Linked DNA regions of Mus musculus: all the other regions are linked to region 1. The links are chromatin loops, found by intact Hi-C in ENCODE. Cell type or tissue: gastrocnemius. All regions are shown on one strand.

Region 1 (2,500 bases):
GTGCTGGGGTTAATTAAAGGGCCAGGACTCTGGTTCAAGAAGAGGAGGGAAGTGTTTTCTCTACAGCCTCCCTGATTCGTGTTACTTGCTGTTAAATGTCCTTAGAAACATTGGGGAACTGTTAGCATGAGTTTTATCATTTGTCTTCATTCTGGGCAATGTCAGTTTTAAGTGGAAATGCTTTGGGCTTGATCCTGTGTGGTTGGACTGCACAGCTCACTCACTCTGGTTCATTCCTGGAGAGTGCCTCAAGCAAGGCAGGAGAGACTGCACTCAGCCTTCAACAATGTGTGCACGTGTGCGTGCGTGCGTGCGTGCGTGCGTGTGCGCGTGTGCGTGGACAGCTGGAGGAGGACCTGTGACTTACTCTCCCTTCCCCAGCCCTGTGCAGTGCAATGTCAGGACTCAGGTCTAGCCTACCACCCTGCTTTCTTAGGTCTGCTGTCACATGGATTGTGACTAGCCCTGTTCTGAGATGCCTAACACCTGTTCCCAGGCCCCTGCTGAGTGTCCTTATAAGAAGTTAGAAACTATAACCGAAGGTGTAATACCTTCCACGACAGCAGTCTGCAGTCTCAGTCACCCATAAAACTTCATTTTGAAGTCTGGAGCCAGCTAGACGTGGCTATATCTATCTCAGACTAACCTTAATTCATTTACTGTCAATGGACAGTCATTGAGGGCCTACCATGTTAAAACCTGACATTAACCCATTACCCTGGAGAGCCCGAAGTCTCCGGCATTAGATCTGTGGGGTCAGGCAATGGGGAGCAAAATAAAGCTGGTTAAAAGATCTAGGAAATAGTTGTGTGTGAACCCTTTTTGGAAAAGGGGACATTGGGGTTCAGGTTAGGAAGAACAGCAGGTAGGGGGACCCTGTGGGGTAGGGCAGGAGGAAGGGGGCTTGCAGGGCAGGGAGAAGAAGATCCTTGAAAGCGTGGAGGCACACAGCCGACTTTTGCGTCCTGCCACTGAGGCGTCGACGCAAGCCAGTTCCAGTCCATCGGGACCATATGCTGGACCAGAGAGGAAGCTCTTTGAAGGAAGGGGCTGCTCTGAGAGGCGATTCTTCTCATTAGGCTTTCAGCAGGTTCACCAGCGCCTTAGCAATGGTAGAAAGTGACCTCACGGTGGCGCCAAGGCGCCGCGAGTCCAGCAGCCGGGAGGCCATGGCCCCGCTGAGCACCACCAGCTCAGTTACTTTCTGTCTTAACACCCCTGCGAAGAGGTGTCAGAAAAACCGAGGCACACAGGTCGCAGGTGAGTGGCACAGCTGGTGACGGACTCCCAAGTCACCTTGGCTTGGTGAAGGATCAGGCTCCCAGGAAGGAAGCGCCCTGCCTGCTCCTCTGCCTCCCAGCATAGCAGCGACCTCTTTCCCACAGTGGGTGTTGAAGCTTTCAATTCAAAGGGTCAAGAGATGTTTATTCTGGAGCCAAAAATGAGTGACTGTGGCCCAGGCACACAGATTCAGGTTACCCCAAATACCATGTTCCAGCGAGCTGACAATTTCATGGAGTTTTTATAGTAACAAAGTCAGGTGCATGGACCATGGCAGGGAGCCCCTGTTATAGCCCTCAGATGCCCTCTGAGAGTCTCAGAGTTGGGGCTAGAAGAAAATAGAGCTAGATGTTCACACCAATAGGTACCACACAGAAGTGGGCAACATGTGGCTGTCTACTGGGTTAAAATGGCCCAAGATCATTTTGCTCTGGACCTGCAACATTCCAACGCTCCACAACCCCTGCCTTTCTGATCACATTCAGCCTGGTTGGTAGCAGGCTACCACAGTGTGACTTCTCCCAGAGCTTAGCGTGGGTTAAGGTGAACGCCCACCCTGAGCATTGCCCGTTGCTTGTGGTTCCAGTGCTGTAGCGGCTGAGGCAAGATAATTAGGATATAAGGTTATCCGCAGCTCCGTAGCCAGTGTGAGGCCAGCCTGGGCTACACAGTGTGAAGCCAGCCTGGGCTACACGAGACCCTACCTCAGAAAAACAAAAAACAAAATAAACCTTTAAAAATCGGTAACAATAAACCCCCAAACCGCCGGGCGTGGTGGCGCACGCCTTTAATCCCAGCACTCGGGAGGCAGAGGCAGGCGGATTTCTGAGTTCTAGGCCAGCCTGGTCTACAGAGTGAGTTCCAGGACAGCCAGGGCTGCACAGAGAAACCCTGTCTCGAAAAACCAAAAATAAATAATAAAATAAAAAGCAGAAGAGTTTAAAAAAAAAAAAAAAAAAAACCCCAACCCAAGACAACTGGGCAGTTTAGCAAGATGGGCCAGAGTGGTGTGATAGAGTCAGGTGGCCCTTAGACCTGGCGCTGAAAGAGGTGACTGGGCAGGTTTAGGTAGGGTAGAGTAGATTTAGCTGCTGGTTTTAAAGCAAGACCCCGGGAGGATGGGTCTAGAATGATTTTTCTTCCTCCAGCTTTCCTCGATGTTGTCTGCCATATGGAGGCCCGGGCCAGATGCCTGAGACACCCAGGCTGCTCAGGGCCC
Region 2 (2,500 bases), 880 kb after region 1:
AGCCTTTAAGTGTTCAACATTTCAAAAGGACGGAAGAGGAAAGGGGCCTGTGCTGTCTGCCGAACATTTGTGTCCTCGTTTTTTTTTTTTTTTTTTCAAAACAACTATCAAGTGTCTCCCTTCTCAAGATGTCACAGAGTTAGCAAGAGCAAGTGGATGTCTTTGAGGCATTCCACTCTGATGGGCACACAGATAGCACAACCCTGAGCCACCAAACCCTGGACAGTTCGCCCATAGGAGACAGGTGTGTCTCCGCTCCACCCACACCAGTGCACAGGTAAGGCCTTGAAAGAGGTGCCAGTACACCCCAGGCATTTTGCTTCCTCTGTCACTAAGAACTGGACTCCCTCTTGTCCACCCTTAAACACTCTGCCAAAGCTCCTTTCTCACAATGCCCCCTCCTGTCTTGAATGCCTGGATCTATCATGCATTCACTATGAGACACTGTTCAATAACAACCTCAAGAAACGGGTTTTTGGAGCTCTTCTCAAGAAAAGCCAGACGCTGCCTCCTTTGCTCCCCTTGATCTCAGGCTATGCCAAACCGAATGGTTCCAGTTGGCCATTCTGTGCCTTCCTAAAAGAGTGGAGTTCAGAAGAAAACAGGCATGTCTTCTGGAGATACTATTGGAGTACTGTGGACAAATGTCAGGGTCCCCAATTAGAAATAAAGGGACTGGGAAGCTCTCACTGCTAACACCAGTGACTGCCACGTCTGCAATCTCTACGTAAAAGCGTGTCCTGCTTGAAATCTATAAACTTGAGAAAATTGAAATACAGATTTTCACTAGAGAATTGTTGATTTTACTGGGGAATTTCGTGAAAAGGAGTCTAAAATCCCAACATGAGGACATTTGGGTACAACTTGAAAGCTGGGATGAGAATGGATATTCTCCTCTCTCTCTCTCTCTCTCTCTCTCTCTCTCCTTCTCTCCCCTCCTACCCCCTCTCTCTCCCTCTCCCTCTCTCTGTCACACACACACACACACACACATACATGTCCACATCATATGCATACACACACACGTACAGGCATATACACATATATATGCATGCATATATACTCATACACACATGTACACTCACACATGCATGCATATACTCATACATAACACCCATATACATACACTTATACACACACCACCACCACCACCACATCAATATACTTTGTCGACTTCTAAGGAGAGGCCAAATATTAAGCTAATAAAATTTTATCTTGATTGCTAGAATTTTTCATCTAAAGACTAGTGAGCTTCTACTGCCACCTCCTGGCCATTTCTGGTATGTGCTCCCTGAACCTCTAATTCAGATACTCGTGCCCCCTCTGTCCCTTCCTGTCCCTTTTCTCTCTCCCTCTTCCCTCTCTCCCTCTTCCTCTCTCTCCCTCTTCCTCTCTCTATACCTCCTCCCCTTTCCTTCTCTCTTCCTCTCTCTACCAGGAAAGGGCTGAGATAAATGTTATATCACCTTCCAGATGCAGCTGTGCTACCTGAATGGGGCTGCGTGTCCAGGAATTGGCGCACATTGATGCTGCCCTCCAGCCAGGAGCCTAGCACTGCTCTGGTGGTCCGTGTACTGACATACAGGGCTGTGCAGGTCCATAGAGATTGCAGACATGGCCGTCTTTGGAGGCACCAACTGGTACTTCCTTAATTTTTATTTTATCTTATTTATTTTTCTGTGTATGGTGGTTGGCTGTGTGTATGTATGTATTCCACATGTGTGCCTGGTACCTGTGGAAGCCAGAAGAGGACATTGGCCTCCTGGAACTGGAGTTACAGATGATTATGAGCCACCCTGTGAGTGCCAGGAATCAAACCTATGTCTTGTTCATTTATAACTAAACACCAATGTGTTTAGTTATAAATCAGTGGTTCTTCCAAGATAACAATTTGCAATCACAAGGTTATAACTAAAAGTCACATGTTCAGACCCCAAACATGCTTGTAAACACATGGTGTGTGTGTGTGTGTATGTGTGTGTGTGTGTGTGTGTGTGTGTGTGTGTGTGTGTGTGTGTGGCGTGTACCCGTGCACATGTAGGGGCACACAAGCTAACACGTGCATACCTAAAGGTCAGAGGAGGACATCCAGTGTACCCCTGAGACAGGGTCTCTCACTGAACCGGGAGCTCACCACATCTTTTGTTAGAGTGACTGGCTAACAAGCCCCAGCAATCCTCGGGACTCTGCATGCTTCTCCCCACAGTGCCAGGGTGAAGGTACAGGGAACCTCATGGGGCTTTTTATATATGATGGAGATCCGAGTTCAGGGCCTGGTGCTTACACTATCAGCAGCTGGGCCATCCCCAGTCCTGGAAAAGCTGCTTATAACAACAGGGGTGTGTGCCTGACCAAGTGCACTGCTCACACTTAACAAGCACCTGTAGAGTCAACCGGCTCACTCCTGTTGGAGGTGCTGGGCTGCTGTGGTGAAGAAGACCAAGGAAGTTCCTCCCATTTGCAGCTTATCTGTGTGGTGTGGGGCAGAGAAAGCAAGGAA
Region 3 (2,500 bases), 260 kb after region 1:
ACTCGTTAACCCAGACGTTTGCTGTCTAAAATTATCTCTCACACACCCAGGAAGTTCTATTCTCAGAAATGCTTTAACCAATTTCTTTGCATTTTAAGTATTCCCTAAGACTTTTAAAAAATGTGTATATTCCTGGAAAAGGGAACCGTCCTCTTTGGCCCTAATCTAGTTTTCACACAGCACCTATGCCCGATGTTTATTGCAACAAGCTGGATGCCTTTTTTCACAGGCCATGGAGAGGATTGGGGAGAAGGGAGTCTCTCCTCATTTTACAGACCTTAGCCCACAACTGGACTCCGACGAGCCCCGCGCCTGCCGCAGCGAGATAAACAGAGTTCTCACGAAAGTAAAATAGCCAAATATGGAAAGTCAGCAGACAGAGTGGAGAGGCTGAGGAAGAAAGAAGCCAACCAGAATGGCCCAGAGGGATCCGCAACAAAAGTCCTCAGAACTGTCCTCAGAACTGTAACACCTCACAGTTGGGTGGCAAGGGGGTCAAGCAGTGGTGTGAGGACTGTCTCCGTCCAACCTGCGGTGGGTGCTCACCTCTAGGCGCCCGGGTCTGCTGAAATCTGGAACTCACCTTCTGCAGAGTCGGGTTCTGTTTCCAATCGAGCACGCGCTATAGCACCGGCGCAGGCTCGAGACCCTGGCATTAAGCTCACGTTAACGGGCTGTGCTCACAAGTCTTGCAAAAGTGCCCTCGGCCGGGCGCGGGTGTCCCGCGTCGCCTCAGTTCGCCCGCTACCACACACGCCTCCGGCTCACCACCCTGAGTTGCTTTCGGTTTCTGAGGAGCCGGGACGGTTAGCTCACCCGGACTTCGCCACTTGCGGGGCTCGCGGAGCTCCGCTGGCGCCCTACGGCGGCGGGCACTAGGCTGCTTCGCCTCAGCAGCGGGTTAGGCCAGCTCCAGCGGCGGGCTCCGGGAGGGGCGGGGCTGACGATGGGGGTGTGGTCAGGGTGCCCAAGAGGCAGGGCTGAAGGTGGAGGCGTGGTTATGTCTCCCGAGAGGCAGGGCCGAGGATGGGGGCGTGGTCATGGCGCCCAAGCGGCGGGGCGTGAGGCTTCTGACAGCGGCCAGAAACTCACCTGAGCTGGGCGAAGTATCCCTCTAGATGCTGGGAATCACCCAGACCCTAGAAGCCTAGGCTTCTCTTTCTAGAAACATTAGTATCTTGTGCGCCTTTGAATTGTATATATTTTGCTCTTCAATCAGCCTCCCTCCGACCCCCCAAACCTATTTATTCTTTGAGTAGACACGTTTGCTCAAGATCAGAGATCTGGCTCAAATCACTTCTTCCCTGAACTTGCTGCAGTCCAGTACAAATCTGCCAGTCCTCGTTCTGCTGTTAGCGTAACGTTGACAGTCTCTCTGATGTTCTGTTGTCAAAAGCGTCCCAGTTAGTTCTCCTGGTCTTCAGAGCCACCTGGTGGAGGGTGCCTGAACTATGAGCGTTCTATCTGCGGTCTAGAGAGAACTGAGTGGACCTACCCAAGGCTAGAGCTTGAATTCTTGCCTCCCAAATCCTAGCACAGAGTTGTTACAGTGTATTCGCTCTACAGGTCCACAGTAATTGCAGCCTGTATGAACGAAGTGAACTAGCATCTCAAATCTAACCTCTTCCAAGTCAGACAAACGCGGGAAATACTTAGCTGTCTTGAGCATCAAATGTTCATCACGGAGAGAAGAGAGTACTAGGGCCCTTGCAGTGGACACAGGTATGCATTGGAGCTGGGCAACAGCTGGGAGCGGATGTGGGATCTGGTGGAATAGTCAACAGGATCCCAACACCCAGGTGCAACTCTTTGGTTATCGAGATTAAACCCTCCCGTGGGCATGCTTTGGCCCTCTGGACCAGATTACTCTTGTGAGAACTGAAAGAGACTGAGCCTAAGTCCTCTCCTTCCCTAACCCTCCCAACAATACATCTATTTACCTTACTTTCCACCTTCTTTCACATGACTGCAAGGTGACAGGACCCTATGGATTTAGACACCATAGGAAACAGGCAATATAGACTGGAAAGACCATGTCTGAAATGACTAATGTAGCTATGGTTCTGAAAGAAGCAATCTGTTCTAAATATGAGACCCAAGGTCTTGGTATGATGAAGTCCAAAACTGGGATAGGATAAGTTCTTATTGTGTTCCAAATGGTGGCCACCGGACTCACAGACAGAAGTCTAAATGAGAATAGATAGGACTTTTTTGGTGGGATTGGAGAAGTGTGGTCTCGTACATTTAAATTTTTTTAATTATTTTTTATTTTGCTTGCTTGCATGTCTGTGTACCACGTGTATTCCTGGTGTTTGTGGAGACCAGAAGAGAGACCTGGAGTCACAGACAGTTATTAAGCTTCACATAAATGTTGGGAGTTGAACTCAAGTCCTCTGGAAGAGTAGCCAGTGCTCTTAGTGTTAATATCAGAGTAGTCAGAAGTGAAGGATATGTTCCCAGCTTGTGGTGTTGATCCCAGAGTCAGTCTCTTGTAGCCTAG
Region 4 (2,500 bases), 140 kb after region 1:
GAAACCTCAGCAATATCTCCAAGACACTGGAGATTGAACATGGGACCTTGAACTCCGAAGGAAAGCCACCAGAAGGCAGGAAACAGAGTTCCAAAAATTTGTCCTTGACAGCCTGGGCCTATGTGGATCTACCCACACTCCTCACACTTTAAGAATTGCTGAATGTTCTGCAAATCATATGCACATGTATGTAAATCGTATGCAAATGCGGAGTTGTGAAGATGTGTGGTCTGTGTGGAAGAATTAGGGGTTTGCATTTCCCCTATTAATCCTGCTTTGGTGACATCATAAGGGAGGGAGGGAGGGCAAGGTCCTTTTTTTTGGTTTTGCACACATTTTTTCTTGTCCAAACTTTCTTTTTTGGCCCATTTATAGAGACCAAACAATTTGTCACCATGTGCTTTCTAAGAGGTGTTTCCCAAGGAAAGAACAAGCTTGACATGAACTACGTCAGTGGTTCTCGACCTTCAGAATGCTGTGGCCCTTTAGTGCAGCTCCTCATGTTGTGGTGACCCCAACCAGAAAATTATTTTCATTGCTACTTACTGTAATTTTGCTACTATAATGAATCATAATATAAATACTTACTGGAGATAAAGATTTGCCAAAGGGCTTGTGACCCAGCTACATCCGAAAGGAAGTAAGCTGCTCTATTCCTTCAGAGTGCAAGCATTCCTTAGCCTGGGACAACACTGAGTGAGCTCCTGGTCCTCAGGCAAAAGTGCAACACAGGTCAGGTTAGGTGTCAGCGTCTCTCGGTGTCTGAGGCAGAGGGGCCAGGTTGTGGCTCCCACCCCAGCCCCGCTAGACCTGACTTGAGTCCCACTCCTGGGCTGCCAGGCAGTCCACCACAGGATGCCATTGCTTTCTCCAAGGCAAAGCTAGAGGCGTGCTTTGCTGTAATTACCTTTTGGCTGCAGAGTTGGGGATGTTGCTACATCTGAGATTTTGAAGCAGCCCCTCCATTGCTGGACAGATTGCTTCTGATTTGCATCATATTACAGCTCCAAACTTCATTTTGTGAATTCTATTTCCAGCCCCACTGGAGCCTAGCACCAAACTCAGCCCCTCTGCTTTTCCTGTGGTTGCTCAGCCTGCTCCTCTTTCTTCTGCGTGCCATGGAGCGTGCCGTGGGTGAGATGAGGGGTGGCACGGTGGTTTACCTCCTGGGAGACAGCCAAGTGCACTGGGTTAAAACAAAACCAGCTCTGGGGCCTCTGCTGCTACATCTGCTTCCAGCCGATTTTACAGAGGGCCAGGTCCTAGACTCAGCACACAGTGACATCACACTCTCTACCCTCACACAGTCTCTACCCTCACACACATTCTACCTTCAGCCCCAGGACACAAGTTCAACCCCTCCCTCAGGGTCCTGGCTTCATTCTCATTCGGCCCAGCAAGATCTTCTAGTATTTTGAGGTCTGGGGAAATACCGCTTCCCTCGTGCATGTTCTAACAGGTAAAAAGGATGGGTAGGAAGCTCCTCTAGAGTTCCCAGGTGGCCTCCATCCAGGGCCAGCTTAGGCAATCCGAGGCAAGTGCCATGACAGCTTATAGCAGACTTTCCATGGGTCAGTGCTGGTGCCTTGCCATGCACGGGCCAGGAGCCATTGGGACTCGGAATGTAACACAGTATTCCACACTGCAGACAGGGGCACAGCCTGCAGCTTCCCTCCATTACAGAACAGGGGATGGGGGGGCACAGCCTGCTCCCCCTCCCTCAGAGAACAGGGGATATGTCTGTTCTCTCTCTGGAACTGACTGTCATGATTGTGCCCAGAGGTTTGGAGGATTTGCTGAGGCCACAGAGGTGCAGTGGGCATGAGTGGTTTAGAACAGAGGGTATCGTCCTGACTTTGAACTTGCTCGCTGTGCTGTGTGAGGAAGTTCCCAGTCCCGTCTGATGCCGGGACTCCAGCAGGTATGGGGATAAAAGACCCTTGCAGCTCTGTGCTTGCAGATTCTCAGCACTGCAGCCTGGGGACAAGAGAATATGAAGTGTTGAGAGAAGGCGGGGCCCCTAGGTGGACCTCCTCTTCAAGGTATCCCTGGATCTCTGCAGGTGCCTGCCCACCAAGCTGGAAGCCCTGGCCGGTATAGGAGGTGGCCTGCTTTCTCTGCCTTCATCTTCGACCAGGCCCCAGAGTTTACACATAGAGCTCCAGTTAAGGGGGTTCAGAAGGAGCTGGGTGGGCGCACACTCAGTGTTTCTGTGGTGAGAGTTCCTGCTGCTCTCCAGTCTGTGAAAGGTTCCCAGAAAGAACAGTCCCAGCCGTGCTCCTGACCCAAGGTGACACTCAGCTAACCCACGGGAAGGGTGCTATCAGCTGGCCATGGGATGGTTGAATGAGCTTGACACAGGTACTGGCACTATTAGGAAGTATGGCCCTATTGGAGTAGGTGTGTCACTGTAGGTGTGTGCTTTAAGACCCTCATCCTAGCTGCCTGGAAGTCAGCTTCTGCTAGCAGCCTTCAGATGAAGATGTAGAACTCTCAGCTC

The links. A loop is a pair of places that touch in the nucleus more often than their neighbours do. Peaks named below come from ENCODE experiments on the same cell type or tissue, not always from the same donor. Only the 100,000 strongest peaks of a DNase experiment are listed, where the experiment ranks them.
Region 2: it touches region 1 in a loop (2.9-fold over the local background); 5 of 42 quality-filtered maps call a loop at or near these places.
Region 3: a loop joins it to region 1, with 11 times the contacts of the local background. A loop is called at or near these places in 30 of 42 quality-filtered maps.
Region 4: a loop joins it to region 1, with 3 times the contacts of the local background. A loop is called at or near these places in 21 of 42 quality-filtered maps.

What each region holds. Positions count from the first base shown.
Region 1 is chr1:191,833,872-191,836,371 of GRCm38, forward strand. No RefSeq gene overlaps it. Among named protein-coding and RNA genes, the nearest start is that of Nek2, 14 kb to the left of the region's middle. In gastrocnemius, a CTCF peak has its summit at 1,108 (motif pointing right); a DNase peak (open chromatin) is centred at 1,139; H3K4me3 peaks cover 212 bases; H3K27ac peaks cover 197 bases.
Region 2 is chr1:192,710,883-192,713,382 of GRCm38, forward strand. The region is part of intron 7 of Hhat (hedgehog acyltransferase); the gene reads right to left. Among named protein-coding and RNA genes, the nearest start is that of Gm22265, 33 kb to the right of the region's middle. In gastrocnemius, a CTCF peak has its summit at 1,274 (motif pointing left); a DNase peak (open chromatin) is centred at 1,270.
Region 3 is chr1:192,091,673-192,094,172 of GRCm38, forward strand. It overlaps Traf5 (TNF receptor-associated factor 5), which reads right to left and starts at 927. Exons shown (of 14, transcript NM_011633.2): 1 at 584-927. In gastrocnemius, a CTCF peak has its summit at 1,432 (motif pointing left); DNase peaks (open chromatin) are centred at 952 and 1,428; H3K4me3 peaks cover 1,480 bases; H3K27ac peaks cover 1,415 bases.
Region 4 is chr1:191,973,735-191,976,234 of GRCm38, forward strand. It overlaps a transcript of Rd3 not described here. Among named protein-coding and RNA genes, the nearest start is that of Rd3, 2.4 kb to the right of the region's middle. In gastrocnemius, no CTCF peak of the experiment used is centred here; a DNase peak (open chromatin) is centred at 1,534.